Regions from separate parts of the Mus musculus genome. Here regions 1 and 2 are each linked to region 3. A link is a loop called in an ENCODE intact Hi-C map of the cell type or tissue named here. Cell type or tissue: heart. All regions are shown on one strand. Each heading gives the region's core, and the rest is flanking DNA. Links, peaks and the distances in the headings are about the cores only.

Region 1 (5,521 bases), core at 1-5,000, 160 kb after region 3:
TGGGAAATATTATGGGATTTCCCAGTTTTACTAATGAGGAAATGGAGCTTAAAATTTGTCAGGCAACATGACCAAGGTGCCAAGCTAAGTCACAGCAGCACGTGGCAGGATGCCCAGCTACACCCTCCTTTTCTTTTAGCCATTATTAAAGAAAATTTGCCCTGTGCCCTAGAGGCCAACTCCCTTCCCCCAAGTTTCTAATCAAGATGACAAAGAAAGATGGAGTCCCAAGCAGGTGAGCATTTGGCCTGACTGGGGCTCTCCTCTATCAAATTGTATGAGGTGTTGTCACATGAATAATAATTGGCCATCTGGGAGGAAAAGGAGGCTCTGAACCCTAGGTTGTTGGAGCCTGCTATGTGCTCCTTTGGTCTCTCTTGGTAACTCTTTACCAGGAAGTAACTTGCATCTTTGGTGCATTTTTTATTTCAGAACGATTACTGCTAAAATGATCTGAGTTAGGAATGTGAGAGGATTCTGGCCCCTTGAGCATTTGTATGGAAATAAAAAGCAAAGCTGATTCTCTCTACTCCAGTTTAAATAAAACCACAAGATGAGCTCAGCCTGCACCCTCCCCCACTATCCCTACCTCCGCTCTTATGAAAGACCAGCAATTCTTGGAACACGGGATTACAACAGCGCTTCTTGCCTGACGTTCTCATCCTTACCAAAAAAAAAATCTTTATAGTCCTCACTATGTGCTGTGTTTGGCCTCTAACTCTTTTTAAAGGTCTTGAGACCCCAAACATATTCCCTCTAAGCCTGTTCTATTGAAACCTTTGGAAGTGTGTACACTTCTCAGAAATGTAATTGGGATAATTGGGATGCTCTGCCCACCAGGGTTTTGTTTTGCAAGAGTCAATTGATGTCATGTAAGTCGTTCACTTTTCTCCCTTTTCTTCCCAAGTCTTTTTAATCTTAGAACCAGGAAGTCCCATTTTGCCAGCAGACGATGAACTGTAACCACAGAAAGTTGGAGGCGGGTTCAAAGCCGGCTTGAATATGCTTTAACTTTGGCAGAAAGCATTTGCTGCCCCCTCATTTGGGAGGAACGCCTCAGTAGGGAGTGGGATAGATAAGGGTGTGACAGGGCCAGCTATGTTATTGGTGACACGGCCAGTGGGCTGTCTCCTGTTAGTCCTGTGTGGTATGTGTCAGGGAAAGCAGTCTTGTTCTGGGAGGTTCTGAGCAAGACCGAAGAAAACTAGGTTTCATTTTCCACTCAGACACTGTTGTGGAAAGAGTGAGTCGCTCTGCTCCTTGTTTCTGTGCCCAGAATAAAGGGGCCACTATTAATTCCTTCATTCTGTTTGAATAAGAAGAGCTAACACATTCAGTGCTCAAAACAGTGACATAGTGATGCTGCCTCACAGTCCCCTGTTCTTTTCCTGACAAACTCTCTTGCCACTCAGTTTTTATCTTTCCATAATACAGAGAAGCTCACAGGCATTGACCGTCTTGTGGCCTTTCGTCTTTCTCAATCATGTCGATGATGCATCTTTCCACAGACTTTACCTTTGCTTCAGGATACTGGGGAACTTCAAAACTTCCTTAATTGAAGATATATATATATATATATATATATATATATATATATACATACATATATATACATACACACACATATATATATATATATATACACACACATATATTCATCTATCTATATGTATATTATTTTCTTCAATGCTGTTGCAAAGAGTTTGTCACTCTTCTTATGTTACCTATGTTTTGTTTTGTTTTCATGTGTGTGGAATGTGCTTATAGGGTATATATATGCATTTTGGCATGTATGTAGGAGCATGTCTGTGGGTGAGCCCTAGGTTTGACACTGAGTATTGTCTTTAATCAGTCCTCCCTTTATTAATCAAGACAGGGTCTCTTAACGAGCCTTTATCTATCAATTCCGGTTAGTTTGGCTAGCCACCTTGTCCCAGGGATCTTCTGTCTTTGGCTTCCAAGTCTGGGATTAAAGACAGTTGCTGTACTGCTCGCCTTTTACATAGGTTCTGGGGATCTGAACTCAGATCCTCACACTTGTATAAGCAAGCACTTTATCCAATGAGACATCTCCCTAGCCTACCCGCTCGCTCCCCTGCATATATCAGTCTAACAGTACATTCTAAACTAATCACTGACTCCCATGAATTGGATGGTCCTTCTGATCAACCTTGTTCAATAGAACTCAGTCATGGTAGAAGTTCCTACATCTGTGTTTCTAATACGGCTACCACTAGAGACATTTGGTTGTGATTGAACACTTGAAGTGTGGCCATTGTACCCAAGGAATGGATTTTTTTAAATTTTACTTTAATGCTAATTGTCAACTCCCAAAGCTTAGAAGGCTTGTGATTCCTATACTGAGGAGCACAGCCTGAGACTGGACCCTCCTTGAGGCATTACCACCTATGATTAGCAGTGCCTAGCATGTATTTGCTGCCCCCTCATTTGAGACTCAGTTAATATTGACTTCATTCACTGCTGGATTTATGTCTGATAATAATGCTACCAGAAAGACAGTAGTAACTTCAGCCATTTCATCTTTATATAAAAAACAGGTAGAAAGCAAAATGAAATCATCTGACAGTGTAACATGGTTATGTGGTGTTGTGTTTAGGGACCAGGATGTGGGATGTTTCAGATAAATCCTCGGTCCTGTTATTTTACTGCAGGACTTCAGTATATGTGAGTGAATTCTTATGTAAGTAGTTGCGCATGCAAGTTACTGGGGGGAGGGGCAGCATTTTATAGTCAGCTAATTGTCTCCATACAATTAGACATGCAAAGGCTTGCTCATATAAAAGCCAACAGAAAGGAAATAGGAGGGCGTGGGGGAGTTGGCACACCGCTTACAGATCATTAGTATTGTGCACATATTTAAAGGCTATATTGGCTAAATGGATCTCTTTTAAAAGAGAAAGAGTGTATCATAAAAGAAAGATTACAATAGCCAACAAATTGGGCAGCTGCTCTGCTATGTGAGATTGTTAACTTTCAGATGCTGATGGCCTCAAAGTTCAGAATCACACGGCGAAGGAGATGCTGCCACCTCCTGGTATTTATCTGCAGTGAACCAGGATTTCTGATGCTGTGGCTCATTGTTCTAATTCGCATGATTTAAAGTTGCATATTAAGAGTAATTCTAAAATTACTCTACTTTGGAGAGGAGAACATTACCACGCTTCAGAATTTCCATCTTTGTACCAATAAATATAGCCATCTGGGTGTTTTCAAATTCTCATTTAGCTAGATTCATTTAGCTGATTCATGACAAGTGTTCCCTAACAAAGGGCTGTCATTCTGTGTCAATGATGGAACTGTGCATCTTTGTGGACACTGATCAGGCTTTGTACAGTTGCTGACTTATTGAATCAAACCCATTTTTGAATCTTTCTTAACACTATACCTGAAGCCACAGGGCCGGGCCAAAGAGCTATTATAATTTTATAGAGCCCGATAATTTCATTTGAATGAAAAATCTTGGTAGACTAATCAGTGCTGTTTATCAGAATTCAGAAGCTGGGTTGACATCTTGAGTAATCAGAAATAGCCAAAGAGATGAGAGATTTTGAGCTTTCATAAGTAGGGCTCTCTATATAGAAGGTTGTAGATTTATATAGTGCTTTAAGATGAGAATCACATGGGGGTTTTGGGTATCTCCACATGATCAAGCTGCTGGATGAAAAGAAAGAGGTATCAATGTGGAGAAGTGAATGAGGAGAAGAAAGAAGCATTTGTTTTTGACGTGTATATAAATAAATTTCAATGAAAAAATGGGTGGTAGGCAACCCATGCCCAAATCATCAATGTCCATCACATGTTTTAATGCTCCTTGCATTAGTCGCCTTTTTCTTTGCTAAAACAAAATAACCTTTGAAAACAACTAAAGGAAGATTGGGTTGATCCTAGCTCATAATTTGAGGATGCAGTGCATCATGACAGGAAGTGAATTTGGGCAGGAGTGCCAGGTAGCTGGTTACACATTTCTGCGGCCACAAACCAGAATGTTGACTGCTGCAGCTTAATTTGCTTTCTCTTTTTTATTCAGTTCAGGACCCCAGCCCATAGGTCTTCAAGCATCTAGAACGCCGTATCTAGAAACTCCTTCACAAACAAACCCAGAGGTTTATCTCCTAGGTGGTTCTAGATCCTCTCAAGCTGTCAATCAATATCAACCATCACACTCCCCTCCCGGTAGGGTTCAGCTGCCTCTCTGGATCATCAATTGACCTCCCATCATCTACTCAGCCATTTGTTAAAAAGATGTCCCTTGTATGTAACCTCCTAGAGTTGCATTAAATTGATCCATGCTCACTAATTCATGGATTCAACTAATCATTTAAGTAACACTGCTGCACATATACTAACCACCTGATATACTATTAAGGACACCAAAGAGCATGTGATATAGCCCTTGGCATTAAAGAACACATTTTTTTCCCCTCTTGTGTGTTCTGAAACACAGGAGCTATGTCAAACACTTTACATCTCATTAGGTATTCATTTGGTCAACAATATTTACAAAATTTACTGCTGTGTGTCAGACATTGTGCTAAGTGTAAAGAAGAAACAATGTTGAGATAGGATTCCTCACCTCGTAGATGCTGCTGTGCCTTGGGAAAGGAAGGTAAAGAAACAATGGATCAAACCATGGTTTTCTGTACTTCCCCAGGGCATTTTGGATAGTCAGGGCTTGATTTTCTATACTGCAAAACCTCACAGATGTGACTAGGCATGTTGTTTTTCTGATAATGGATGTGGGTGTAGCAGTAACACATTTCTTACCCAAATCTCTCAAAATCAGGATTTTATGTATTTTTTTGTGATGTTTTCTCCAGACTTCCATGGTATGTTGTATCTTTCCATAGTCCTTTAATATTTTCTTTTCATTCAGTCCACATAACTTCCTATTTTATAACTGGGATGACACCTGGCATGACATAAAGAGGACAGAGATGTGGGATGGCTAACACATGACTGTCACCGCAAGTGTTGAGACAGTAGCCTGTGTATCTCTAAGAAGAATAGGTATTATCCAAGTTAAGAAATCAGAGGGAAGGGGACATGGCAAAGGATTATGGGTAGAAAGAACAATGTTTTTAGAAGCCCCAAGGAAAACTCCTGGAATAAGAAGTCTTAGGTCTATTTTTACACATGAACAAGCTGAGGTTAACCTGTACTTGTGCTTGATCTGAACTTGGAACAAAAGGAATAGGATGAATTTCCTGCTTCTGTACTTCTACAAAATACTAAATGTGGGATTCCCATATTTCATGTGTAGCTTACTCACTTACATTCCCTTGCAGGATCAGGGACACAGATGTAGCCTTCAGAGTTGGTGAGCATTTGAAGACTGCTTTTAGTTTCCAGTGGTCACAAACAACCTCATCTATGCTTATTCTAAAGATGAAGAGATTTGTTGGAAGGCCTAGCTTTTCATGATGTCAACTTCAAAAGATTTAGAATCACCATGGAAACAAATCTCTCAGTATGCCTGTGAGGGTGTTTCTAGGTTAGGTTG
Region 2 (5,521 bases), core at 1-5,000, 110 kb before region 3:
AAGATGGAGGGAGAAAAACAAGTCACTAAAGATGGTGCAGCACAAAGGTTACCAGGGATGCTAAGCAAGCCCCGTGACTTGAGTTTCTTCCATTTGCTTTTCTCTATTAAAAACCATCCTTTTCTCCCAATAAAAAGAACAAATAAACAAGCCCTTAGCCTTGTGTGCCCTAGACTCTGCCCATTCCGGAGAATGAAGCCACTGGAGAAACTTCAGTCAATGCAAAAATAAAAATAAAAAGGGCCCAAGCAGGAAGCAGGGCTGCCCTGCCCACACAGTCCTGTCTGTATAAGAATACTGGAGACCAGTGAGGCCTGGTAGTCAGTCCCTGGCCCCATTTCTTAGCCAGAGGACCAAGCTCGGCTGCAGGTGGGCAAATCCTGCTGCACTCACGCTGTTTCCTGTGCGCTTGGGACATATTTCCTCATAGTTCCTGTTTCACAGCAGCAAGGCCCCTGAAACCACATCCCTGGGGCAGCTGGTCCCTGGGCAGCTCATGGAATGGAAACAAAAAACAACGGTCCTGTTTCTTACTGCAGTGAAGTTCCATCCACAGCACCAGCAGACAAAACAGAGCATGCTGGAAAAAACAAAAAAACAAACAAAAAAAAACCCAAAAAACAAAAACAAAAAGCAATAACAACAACAACAACACCCCAGCTTGCTGGCCAACGGAAAAGAAATCCATGTATTTGAACCAAAGCTTGCTGGGCGCATGTAAAACAGATACCTCATTGTGCTCAGTTTAAAAGGAGCCTTCCTTCGGGAGCAGGGCCTTGTGGGGCTGACAGTTAAATCACAACGGCCCATATTGACATGGATGGCTTCCAAACATCTGGGTGAATACATAATATTTCCATTTCACAGGAACCAGGGACATAACAAGGCAGAAGTCAGGGAGGCCAGGTTGGAAACCCTGGTTAACAGGTTTCTGTTCAAGACCGGAGCTTATGGCCTCGCAGAAGAAGTTCACACTCAGCTGCTGCTCACAGTTTTCCTGTTTTTTACTTTTTTCTTTTTCCTTCAAATTAAGGAACAAATTTAACAGCATGGCTAAGAAAAGCTTGGAGCATGTGCACTGTGTGCATGTTCTTGCATGCAGGGCACAGGGAGGGCATGTGCATGTGGAGGTCAGAGGTCAACCCTGGGGGGGGGGCACTCTCCTCAGGAGCCATCCACCTTGTTTTGTTCTGTTTTCCTAGATCAGAACTCTCAGTGCCCTGAGCCAGCTAATTCAGCTAGGCAGGCTGGCCAGGGAGCCCTAGGGATCCACTGAGTTTTGCCTTCCTAGGGATGGGGTTAAAAGTTTGCCCCCACCATACCTGTACTGCTAGGGATGGAACTCCTGTCCTCGCCCTGCATGGCTAGCACATTGACTGAGCCATTTCCCCAGCTCTCGAGAAGCCTTCCCATCTATGTGTTAACTCCCCCTCCACTGGAAGGAGCATGCTCCACTGTGCAGGCATTAACGGGGAAGCTGGAGGACTCTGGGTTTCTTGGGAGAAGGCACAGTCCCACAAACCTCTGGAAGCAGAGACCCCGTCCAAGTTCAGACAGGAAACACCTGGGCCTCCACCCCCACTCCGAACACACTTTACATTTCAAAACAGATGATTCGGAATTGTTCATAAATATTTGTCTTGCTTCAATAAAACACTTTGCAGCCAGTTTCCTAAACCCTTGTGCAGAAGGCTCAAGCATACACGCTATGAGTGGTCCACATTCTTTTACCATTGCATGTATTTGGGTGGACAATATCCTGGGGACATAAAACCCAAAGGCAGTCATTTAATCGTGTCATAAGGGGATTTCAGGGTAGCTTTCCTTCAGGGATACACAACTCTCTGCATCTATAAAGCTCAAATCGATCTCTACTTGTTTTTGAGCAGGGGGAAAAATAGAGTTGAAATATATAGACAACTCAAGTTGTCCTAACTTTCCTATTATAGTAAATGAGAGGTGGGAACAGTCTCTTGGAGGCTTAGCGAAGCTTTACTGTCATTGATTATCAAACCTCAGCTACAGGCTAGAGCCATATTAAAGGCAAAAGGTAGAGTTATACTAATGGCCTCAGAGCCAACATGCCCTGTATTTAAACACATTTTAAAGCACATTGAACCCTTGACAACGTTTTCAAAATTGTTTTAAACCCTAAAATGAAAGTACTCTCCATCTCTATGCTAAAAATTCAACGTTGAAAAGCCCCTGTGACCTAGTAGTCTCCAAATTGTCTATCTTCCTATGGACGTGGGGGGTATTCATGTAGTTTAACAAATACAGTGATAACTAGATATGTAGAATGTCTTGCACATTGATGGCATCTACAACAGACCCCTCTGTGTGCTCAGTATGAAGAAAGAAAAGGGAAAGAACACTTGTAGGTAGGGGTGGTAGAAAAGCTAGGGCTCTAGAAAGTTATCTCTAAAAAGCACCCAGGACAGTATCTAGGCACCCAGGAGCCAGAAGAGCACCGACCCACCCAGCCTACCTGTAGGGTGCCTTGCTTCAACCTTAACCACTTTTCAAAGGCAGGGAAAACATGAAAGAGGACCACAAGACAGTAAGCCTCTAAACACAACCCTAAAATGGCCTCCAGTGAGCTGTCTCCTCTCTTTTCCTGCCCTCCCTGCCCCCCAAAAGCGGCAATTAAAAATTCCTCAATTGGCCATAAACTGCTTAACTCTGGAGCGACTCAGAAGTACCGGTGCACTGCCCCATTAATGACGATTAGGCTTGGTGGTGATAAGACACCGCTTAGGAGCTCGTCAGAGCCATAAAAGGTGGTCCTGAGAGGTAATGATAAGCCAGCTCGGAGCAGGCGGCAGCTGCTCCGCCTAGGTTAAGGATTAACATGCTGGACTCTGGCCAGTTGAGAAGTTGTTTAACCAGGGAAGCAAACTTGTGAACGATCACATGCCCATCACTGCCTCTGCTGCTTCTCCGTTTAGCTTTGCACCATGCATGTCCCGCCTGAGCTATGGCTTAACCGGAAGCTTGTGTAGTTCTGGAGGAGCTGTCCGTCTTTCTGACGGCATCAACCCCAGTAAACTAGTGTGGACCACAGGTGAGGAAGGGGATCGATACGGATGGTGATGAGACAGAGAACGATAAGAAATGACAGGCTGTTGAGAAGAATCCCATTTGTTTCTATCCTTGTGCCTTCTGTGACCTTCTAGTTAGTATGTTCTTTCATAGGCCATGAGGATGTTTAATGGCCAGACCGTCACGGGAAAACACTAGAGAGAGAGCCATTTGGGGCACTTCATCTCGGTTTCAGGACAGTGCATTTGAAAAGGGTGATTAGTCCTGCAGTCATCTTTGGGTGGGATAAGCCAGGCAAACAAAGGGTGCTTAAAGTCACCTTCAGGATTAGAGAAGGTTCCTTTGATCATGACAAAAGGGAGGTGCTCTTTCTTTCTTTTTTTAAGATTGAAGAGCTGGGTGTCCCGAGTAGGAGGTCTGGGGATCTGTTGGTTCTGCTTAGTTTCAGTTGGGATGCTATGAAGGTTTGGGAGGATGAGCCACAACTACTCTCTTTCATGGTGCAGGCTAGGGGCTCACGGTCCAAATAGGAAATAGAAGCTTGACGTGTGTCTAATATGTATATGTGTGATGTAATGGGGACATTTTCTTTTCAAGATTTGGGCTTTAAAAAGTTGGCGGCATAAGCCTGGCCATGGAGGGCGGGTTGGGAAAGAGCTGGGGTGGTTTATGTACATTTTAGACTACAAGGGCCAGGAAAACAGATAAGGAAACAAGGTGAGCTATATTATACAGGGAGGAGGCCATGTCTACAGCCAACCTGACGGCAAAGCAACAGGTCCCTCAAGTGTTGTCCCTTAAAGAATTATGTCCAGATCTCAGAAGTCTACCACCCAAGGAATACCAGGATGCAAAGCCCGAGTTTCCTCTTCTGACCCATAACTGAAAGAATCTTCTTTCCACCACAAATCAACCCGGGGCCAACAGCCAGAGAGAAGTGTACTTCTTCTATTACTCGAAAAGCTGCAGTGAAGGGGCTGGGGTGGCAGCGGTTCGCCGGTAATGTGTAATGGGTGCGCTTGTATGTTCAGTGCTGGGGAGGCAGAGACGGGCAGATCCCTGGGGTGCAGCAGCCGAGTCAGTGAGTTTCAGATCCTAGTGAGTGACGACGACGACTTCAAACACAAGGTAGAGGCTTCCTGAAGGACAGCACCCATGTGCTCTGACTTCCACTGGCATGCATGCACACACGTGAGCCCTAGAGCAGAAACGTGCAGATGCCAAACCCCGCACTGGTAAAAAGGAAATGATCTCTCAGACAAGGCTGCACTCCGAGACTCTATCTGAGATTTTTAACAGATGAATTCCCACTGAGAGGCAGAGCTCAGGAGTCAGCCAGATCACAGTATCCACTGGAAAAAAGCTTGCAGCCACAGATGGGCAACTCCTTATTTTCCATCTCAGAAGCATCACTCTGCACAAACTGCCTCGTCCAGAGCAGATCCGGTTACGTGTGGTTATCTTATGTTACAGCACTTTCACGTAGACGTCAAACATGTTTGCTTTCTTAATGGCCATCATGCACGAGGAAATAACTTTCTTTAAATAGCATCAGCCCAGGCCTATGCACAGCCTTAAAACAAGAGTTCTCTCGACAACACTGTGAAGGGTGACTGCGTGCTTCTGAACCAGGGCAAGTACTAGCACCCAGACAGCGCTGGATGAGACAACTTACAAACCCTTGCTGCAGAGCTCATCCCGCTGGGGACTTGCAGATCTACCTCATTCTCTAGATCGGAGCTTCCCACTTCATGGGTTGTCATGTCGGCTATTATTATTATTATTATTATTATTATTATTATTATTATTATAATACTATTATTATTATCATTATTACTTTATAGATATATTTTTATTTTATATGTATGTGACTCACCTGCATGTGTGTAAGTGTACCACGTACATACAGTGACCACAAAGGACAGAAGGAGGTGCCAGATCTCCTGGAACTGTAGTTAGGAGCTTCTACATCTGGGTTGGAGACTGAACTCTGGCCCTCAGTAAGAGCGACAAGTACTCCCAACTGCTGATCCATCTTTCCAGCCCCAAGTTAGCATTCATTTAACATTCTGCTTGTTTCTCAGCAAAGAGCTATATTGTCATAGCTGTGTTTTATTTCACTGTATAATACTACCAGCAAGCCTATGTGTGAGTGTGTGTGTATGTGTGTGTGTGAGAGAGAGAGAGAGAGAAAGGGAGAAGGAGGGAGAGGGAAGGAGACACACACACACATCTCATCTACCCTTCCATGATAATATGCACAATGAAGAGTATGGAATTCGCAACCCAAACAGGATGTGCATGTTAGTTTCTGAGGTATTGCCAAAAGCCACTCTGATTTAAATTCCCACCAATGGTTTACAAGCAGGCATGGGCTGATGTAAGCTTGCATGTGCTGATACACTCATCATTGGTCCTATTATCAGACAGCTACATCTCTGTCAACATCATTTGTTCTGCACTTTTTTTTTTATTAATG
Region 3 (6,081 bases), core at 1-5,000:
TCTCTGCCAGGCCACCTGGAGCAGCAGCCAGAGTGGCAGCAGCAGGGTCCACACCCCTTGCCAGGCAGCAGAAGCACCCAGCTGTTGAAAATGTGGCACGCTTGCCTGCAGGCAAACCAGTGGTTTTCGAGTGAGGGAATGCAGTTCCCTGGAGGACACTTGACAATATCTGGAGACATTTTGAACTGTTGGAATTTGGAATAAAGTCGACTGGCATGGTGCAAGTTGAAGCCAGGAGGAGTACACATGTGCTACAGAGTATCCGACAACAGAGACTCCCAGTAACAAAGCCTTCCCAAGCCCCCAAATGTCAGCCCACGCCTAGATAGAGCCAAAGTCTAGTAAAAGCCTATCTTCTCCGGGAGGCAGAACCTAAATCCACGCTTTTCTCATGAGTTCCACTGTTGGGATTTGGGCAGGTCAGGTCCCTCATCTATAAGATTTAGATGAAGTGGAAAGTACCCCCCCCCCCCACACACACACACATACACCACTCTTGGTGGCCCTTAATAAATAGAGAATAACAGGTCCCAGTGGTTAAACTGAGACAGGGCATAATTGTGGTTAAGAGCAGGGCCTAATGCTGTGACCCTTTAATATAGTTCCTTATGTTGAAACTGTTTCTGGGCTATAAAATAAAATTACTTTATTGCTACTTCATAACTATAATTTTGTTACCATTACAAATTGTAAATATCTGATGGGCTGGGTATCTAATACGAGACCCCAACCCACAGGTTGAAAACCACTATGCTAGAGAGACAAGTATGGTCAAAACCCACCTCTGAACCTTTAAAACCCTGACCTAAGCAGACGATTGTCCCTCCAGGAACCACAGTTTCTCCACGTACAAAATGGTAAGCATTGTACCTATATTTTTTATGAGAGGGGGGAGGGAAGGGGAAGAGGGGGGGGGGAGAAAGAGACAGGGAGGGGAGGAGAGGGGAGGGGGATAGAGGGAGTGGAGAGAGGGAGAGAGGGGGAGGGGGAGATGGGGAGGGGGAGAGGGGAGGGGGGAGGGGGAGAGGGGAGAGGGGAGAGGGGAGAGGGGAGAGGGGAGAGGGGAGAGAGAAATGACTGAGAAGCGCTGAAGCTGGTGAACCTCAGGAGGGGAGGCTGACATAATTCCCGATCAGCAAGGGCAGGGGAATGGTACAGGAGTGGTTTAAGGTAATTGCAGGTACTCTGAGCCTGGCACTGTGCCAGACCGTTTTTCTACAGCCTCACCTTGATGGAAACAACATCATCTGACGGGCTCGAGGTAAACCGAGGCACCTGTGGAGCCTAACCCACAAGCCACTCCGCTGGTTACCCAAAGGTGGAGATGTTTTAATTCAAGGAGGCTATCACTTAAATATTACTTTCCGGTTACTGGAGCAAGTGGGTCGTTGGGTTCTTTCTCGACTGCCCAAATGAGTTCTCCTATGGGGCCTGGCTGTGTTTTCCTGCTCTAAATTGTTAGGAACCATAGTTTCCAACTTTAGAGAGGGATTGAGCTACTTGCTCAAGGTCAGCAGCCAGTGAGTTGGCAGGAAAGTGCATGTTTGAATCCAGCCTTTACACCGGGGCCTCTCTCCTGGCATCCCTTTCAAGCTGCACCATAAGGGCTCTGCTGCCACCTTTCCCCCTTTGCATCGCAGCAGATACACTCCAGGTCGCCCAATGGAGTGTCACATCCACACAGACCATGGCTCTGATCTTAAGCCAAGATGAGCAGCTTCCTGGGTCTCAGGCTGGTGTGCAGGCCAAAGCCTCTCAACACCTCCCTGACTCTGGAGTCATGCTCTCTGTTCCTACCCTACACTTGGTTGTAAGTTCCTTTTAGTGTTCGCAGACACACTCTGGCCCCCCAAAACTGCCGTAGCTTCAATTCACCCTATATGTCCTGCCTTTTGGGACCACAGTTTCTCAGTTGGAATTAGTTAAGTAACCCGCACGGAGTGATACAGCTGGCAAGCGCTGCTAACAAGAGGAGGCCGGAGATGCACCCAGGAAGACCCTGGCATCCTATATTCAACGGACCTGGGTGGGACTCTGGGTCAGCTAAAGAGGGTGGAGAGAGGAAGGGAGAGAGAGGGAGAGAGAGAGGCAGAGATGGAGAGAGAAGAGAGATTGCTTACCTTGCCGCCTGGCGGCGCGGCCACGCAGCGGCTGAGCGAGTCGAGGCGCGCGCTGTACTCGGTGAACTTCTTCTGGTAGCGCAGCGCGGTCATCTGCAGTTCGAGCTGCGCGGCGGCCAGCTGCGCCACCAGCGACTTCTCGCGCTTGCCGGCCCGCAGCGCCTCCTTCTTGAGCGCCTTGTGCAGCGCGCCCAGGCGGGCCTGCAGCGCTCCGTTGTGCGCCCGCAGAGCCCGCGCGCAGCAGTGGCCGCCCGCCCGCTGCTCGCCGTGCGTCAGCGGCAGCCCGCAGCCCTCCTGGCAGCGACCCACGGGCCGCGCGTCGCACGCGTCGCGCATGTGGGCCTCCACGTCGCGTCGCAGCAGCAGCTGGCCGCAGCCCGCGTGGCGGCAGCGCGCGGGCGCGAAGTCGCAGCGCTCCAGGTGCTCGGGCAAGTCCTGCAACTTGACCACCCGGCCGCAGCCCCGCGCCGCGTGCGCGCACTTGATGTCCAACTTGAGGATGAGACGCTTGAGGGGCAGGACGTGGTTGAGCTCCTTGGCCGATAGGCGACCGCGACAACGCGCGGGGCAGCTGCCCTCCTGCACTACCCAGGGCAGCACGCAGCCGGCGCAGAATACGTGGCCGCACGGGGTGGTCAGCGGGTCCTCCAGGACCTTGTGGCACAAGGCGCACTTCAGATCAGGGTCCACGTCGCCGTCGAAGCGATCCAACTCGAAACCCATGGTGGCGGCCGGGGCCCGGTGTCGCCGCCGGGCGACCGGCCGCCCCCTCCCTCCCTCCCTGCGAGGCGGCCCAGACACGCCGGCTACGCCGCCCGCTCTCTAGCTCGCTCTCCCAGGACTGAGCCTAATTGCTCCAGACTTCCTCGGAAAATGCCCGAGGAACAGGACTCCTCCGGCCGTATTGGCTCGAGCGCAAGCGCACTAACATCCTGCCTCTGGGGCCTCACGACCCTCTTTTGGCCATAGGGAGGGGGCCTCGAGGCACAAGAGGCTGAGTTTGACCACAAAGCAAGGAGACCTGCCAGAGACCGGAGATGGGCCCCCTCTTAGGGTCTCCTCTCCGCTTTCTTGGAGGATTCTCTAAGAGACAAAATACGCCAGCAGAGAGCATCTCCCTCGGTTTGGAGCTGCGTCTGTGGCTCTCGCCCACAGAAGTTTCCTGCCACATCAGGACTTTTCATTCCCCACCTCCTTCTTTCTCCTGTGTCTGCCTTTTAGAGTGAAAAATATCTAAGGCCCTGCTATCTCTGTATTTACGGTCGTTATTTATTTATTTCACTCGGGGGAAAGTTACAGCGGCTGCTGGACGCTCAGGCTGAAACTTTGGTCCCAACCAGAAGATCTGCAAACTGCAGTGTTTAGCAGCTAGAGGTTTCCAGGACCAGAAGGCGAATTTGCAGGAATCAGATCTCCCCTCCAGCTGTCTGGATGGGACAGGCCAGAGTGGTTGGCTGGATCCCATTCTTACACCTCTATAAAGAGGGCACTACAGTACCTCAAGCATTTTGCTCAGTTTCTAAACTGGTCCCTTAAAAAAAAAAAAACAAAAAACAAAAAACAAAACAAACAAACAAAAAAAACAAAAAACAAAACAAACAAACAAAAAAAAAAAAAAACAGCGCTACAATGTTGCGAGAGCATACTTTAGCTCCACTTGAAAACTATTGCCCCCACCCCCCCCCCAACCCCCGCCCCGTTACTGGAGCCTTGACTCTGGTGGTTTAAGAGATGGAGGAGTTTAAAACTTCAAGTCCCTGTAGCAACGCCTACCCCAGCCAACTTGCCAACAACATCCCTTCAGCTTGTTTTTGTTGTTGTTTTGTTTTCCTTAAATTAATTTATTTATTTATTTATTTATTTATTTATATGCTTATTGTTTTATCTCCATTTTCCCACTGGAGCAGTTCAAAGAATCGCTCTTTGAACTGAATCAAAGACAGGCTATTTGAGAATTTTGGGTCCTTTCAGATTGTGAACCAATGGTTCACCAGGAGCTTGAGTGTGTATCCGCGCTAAAAGAGCCTACCAGCCACGGAGAAGCTGCTGGTCTCTACACAGCCTGGATTTTAGCTTGATGGAAAAACCCTTGCCGTCTGGACCTTTCTCTTCTACTCCAGAGAAGCTTTTCAAGCCCAGTAGCAAGCCTGGCACTGGGTGGAAACACCACTTGGGGGATACCAGGCTAAGTGGAAAGTTCATAATGTGGGATACCAGTCTAAGTAGAAAGTTCATAACATTACCCATGCCTTTGGTAGTTTTTGTTTTTGTTTTACTACCTCCCAAGGCTGTAGACATTCCTAAGAAACACTGGTGAGAGTAATGTCAAGTTCTGGAATTCTCATTCGGAATCTGCTGCCAGATTCTCTAGAGAATCTGGAAATGGAGAGCTAAGAATTTTTGTGTCTGGTATGGACCCAAGAAAATGGGATTACAGCATTCATTTTGTCTAATTACTTTTACTTCTGTCCTTTAGAGGGCTGCTAAAGACCCATGACCTTCACTATTGAACTGCTTCATTGGAGGGAAAGAATTGCCTTGATGTCCATAAGGATTAGTGTTCTGAAGTGACCACTGCAAAACTGTTGCTAACTGTTGCCTACCAGATTGTTCAGTGCATGGTTGAGGTCCCCCAACGGTGTTCTTTAATCTTGACGGGTGGCATTTGGTGTCTAGTCGTGATACTTTTGTTTCATTGCCTTTAATCAATGAATGCATTTCTCTTTAGAGGATTCCAAGTGATGTGAAATATTCATGACCTTTGTTCAGATAAGCTCCAGCAGGGAAAAATCTTCCACTGGTGCATTTGTTAAGCCCTCCGTGGGTAAGAGGCAGCTTCTTTCAACCAAGGTGTGTGGGCTTGTCAGTTTCATAGACAAGCTAGTGTCAACAAGGTGATAATCTTCAAACCAAACTGGTTTTGAGGAACACGGGGAAAACTCCATAATACACCATAAATGGGAAATTAGCACTTACCTGAGATGTAAACTTCAGCTCAGAGCTGTCTCTCCACCCATCTGTGGCCCCTGATGACAGATTGGGGGATGAAGGCCGGCTGTAAAGAAAGAGGCAGAGCTGAAACTATAGAGACACTGTCCCCTATTGTCAGTTTGCTCCTTCAGGCAAAGGCAAAATCTTCAGAAAGCCTCTCCCCATTAGTTAACTTTAGTATTAAAATTCTTGGAAATCAGCAAAAACCAAGCCAGATAAACCTACCGGAATGTGAGGGTGAGGGGAGGGACATGCATGCTGTTCTATCACTGGATTGGACAGGAGAACCAAGAGACAAAGCTATTAAGAAAAAGTGGAAATCAGGGCATTATCAGTTTTTCTTTTCTTTTCTTCTTCTTTTGATTTGTTTCTCACTAGTGACACACTCCTGCAGACCACCCTTTGTTGTGGGGTTGCCTTCTGTATTCTGGGATGGTTAGCAACATCTCTTGGAGATGCTCATAAATGCAGTGACAAAGGACCACCACTCTCGCCCACCACATATGACATCCAGGTCACTGCCAATGTCTCTTGAGGAGAAGCTGCCCCAGATTAAGAACCATTGCAGTGTTTGGCGGGCAATCTTCTCTTCGTTCTAAAGCCAGGCTCTGACAGCAGCTGGCTGAAGAATCACCTACCTGGTCCAGGCAACACAGTGAGAAGGGAAGGCAACACTGAAAACTAGAAGCTTCACGCTGCTATCAAACATGCAGTAAAACTTCAGGAAGATGAGTTCTGGACAAGCCAAGCCTCTGGAGAAAAGACACTGATTTTTTTCTGACCTGGATTACATATTCCCTCAACTGTGGCCACAGTGTCTAGGGGTTGAAATATGGGTGGTTCTGAACAGAGAGATTGGTGACTTCAAAAATCTTTGTAGCCTTCACTATCTCTGCCATCACCTTTTTATTACCGTATTCTGTGCCTTTCCCCATCCCAGTACGAACCAGGTTTGACCCTTCATAGCTTC

Evidence for each region. Peaks named below come from ENCODE experiments on the same cell type or tissue, not always from the same donor. Only the 100,000 strongest peaks of a DNase experiment are listed, where the experiment ranks them.
Region 1: it touches region 3 in a loop (7-fold over the local background); 15 of 42 quality-filtered maps call a loop at or near these places.
Region 2: a loop joins it to region 3, with 5 times the contacts of the local background. A loop is called at or near these places in 16 of 42 quality-filtered maps.

What each region holds. Positions count from the first base shown.
Region 1 is chr6:101,531,535-101,537,055 of GRCm38, forward strand. All of the region lies in intron 1 of Gm34335 (a long non-coding RNA gene), which reads left to right. Among named protein-coding and RNA genes, the nearest start is that of Gm34335, 15 kb to the left of the region's middle. In heart, for the core only: a CTCF peak has its summit at 3,062 (motif pointing left); a DNase peak (open chromatin) is centred at 1,037; H3K4me3 peaks cover 309 bases; H3K27ac peaks cover 284 bases.
Region 2 is chr6:101,269,113-101,274,633 of GRCm38, forward strand. The region is part of intron 3 of Pdzrn3 (PDZ domain containing RING finger 3); the gene reads right to left. It overlaps Gm33934 (predicted gene, 33934), which reads left to right and starts at 2,824. Exons shown (of 2, transcript NR_166918.1): 1 at 2,824-3,064. In heart, for the core only: no CTCF peak of the experiment used is centred there; no DNase peak of the experiment used is centred there; H3K4me3 peaks cover 647 bases; H3K27ac peaks cover 3,539 bases.
Region 3 is chr6:101,375,046-101,381,126 of GRCm38, forward strand. Pdzrn3 (PDZ domain containing RING finger 3) reads right to left here and starts at 2,852. Exons shown (of 10, transcript NM_018884.2): 1 at 2,121-2,852. The coding sequence starts at 2,843. In heart, for the core only: a CTCF peak has its summit at 2,167; DNase peaks (open chromatin) are centred at 1,666, 2,236 and 2,966; H3K4me3 peaks cover 3,869 bases; H3K27ac peaks cover 3,546 bases.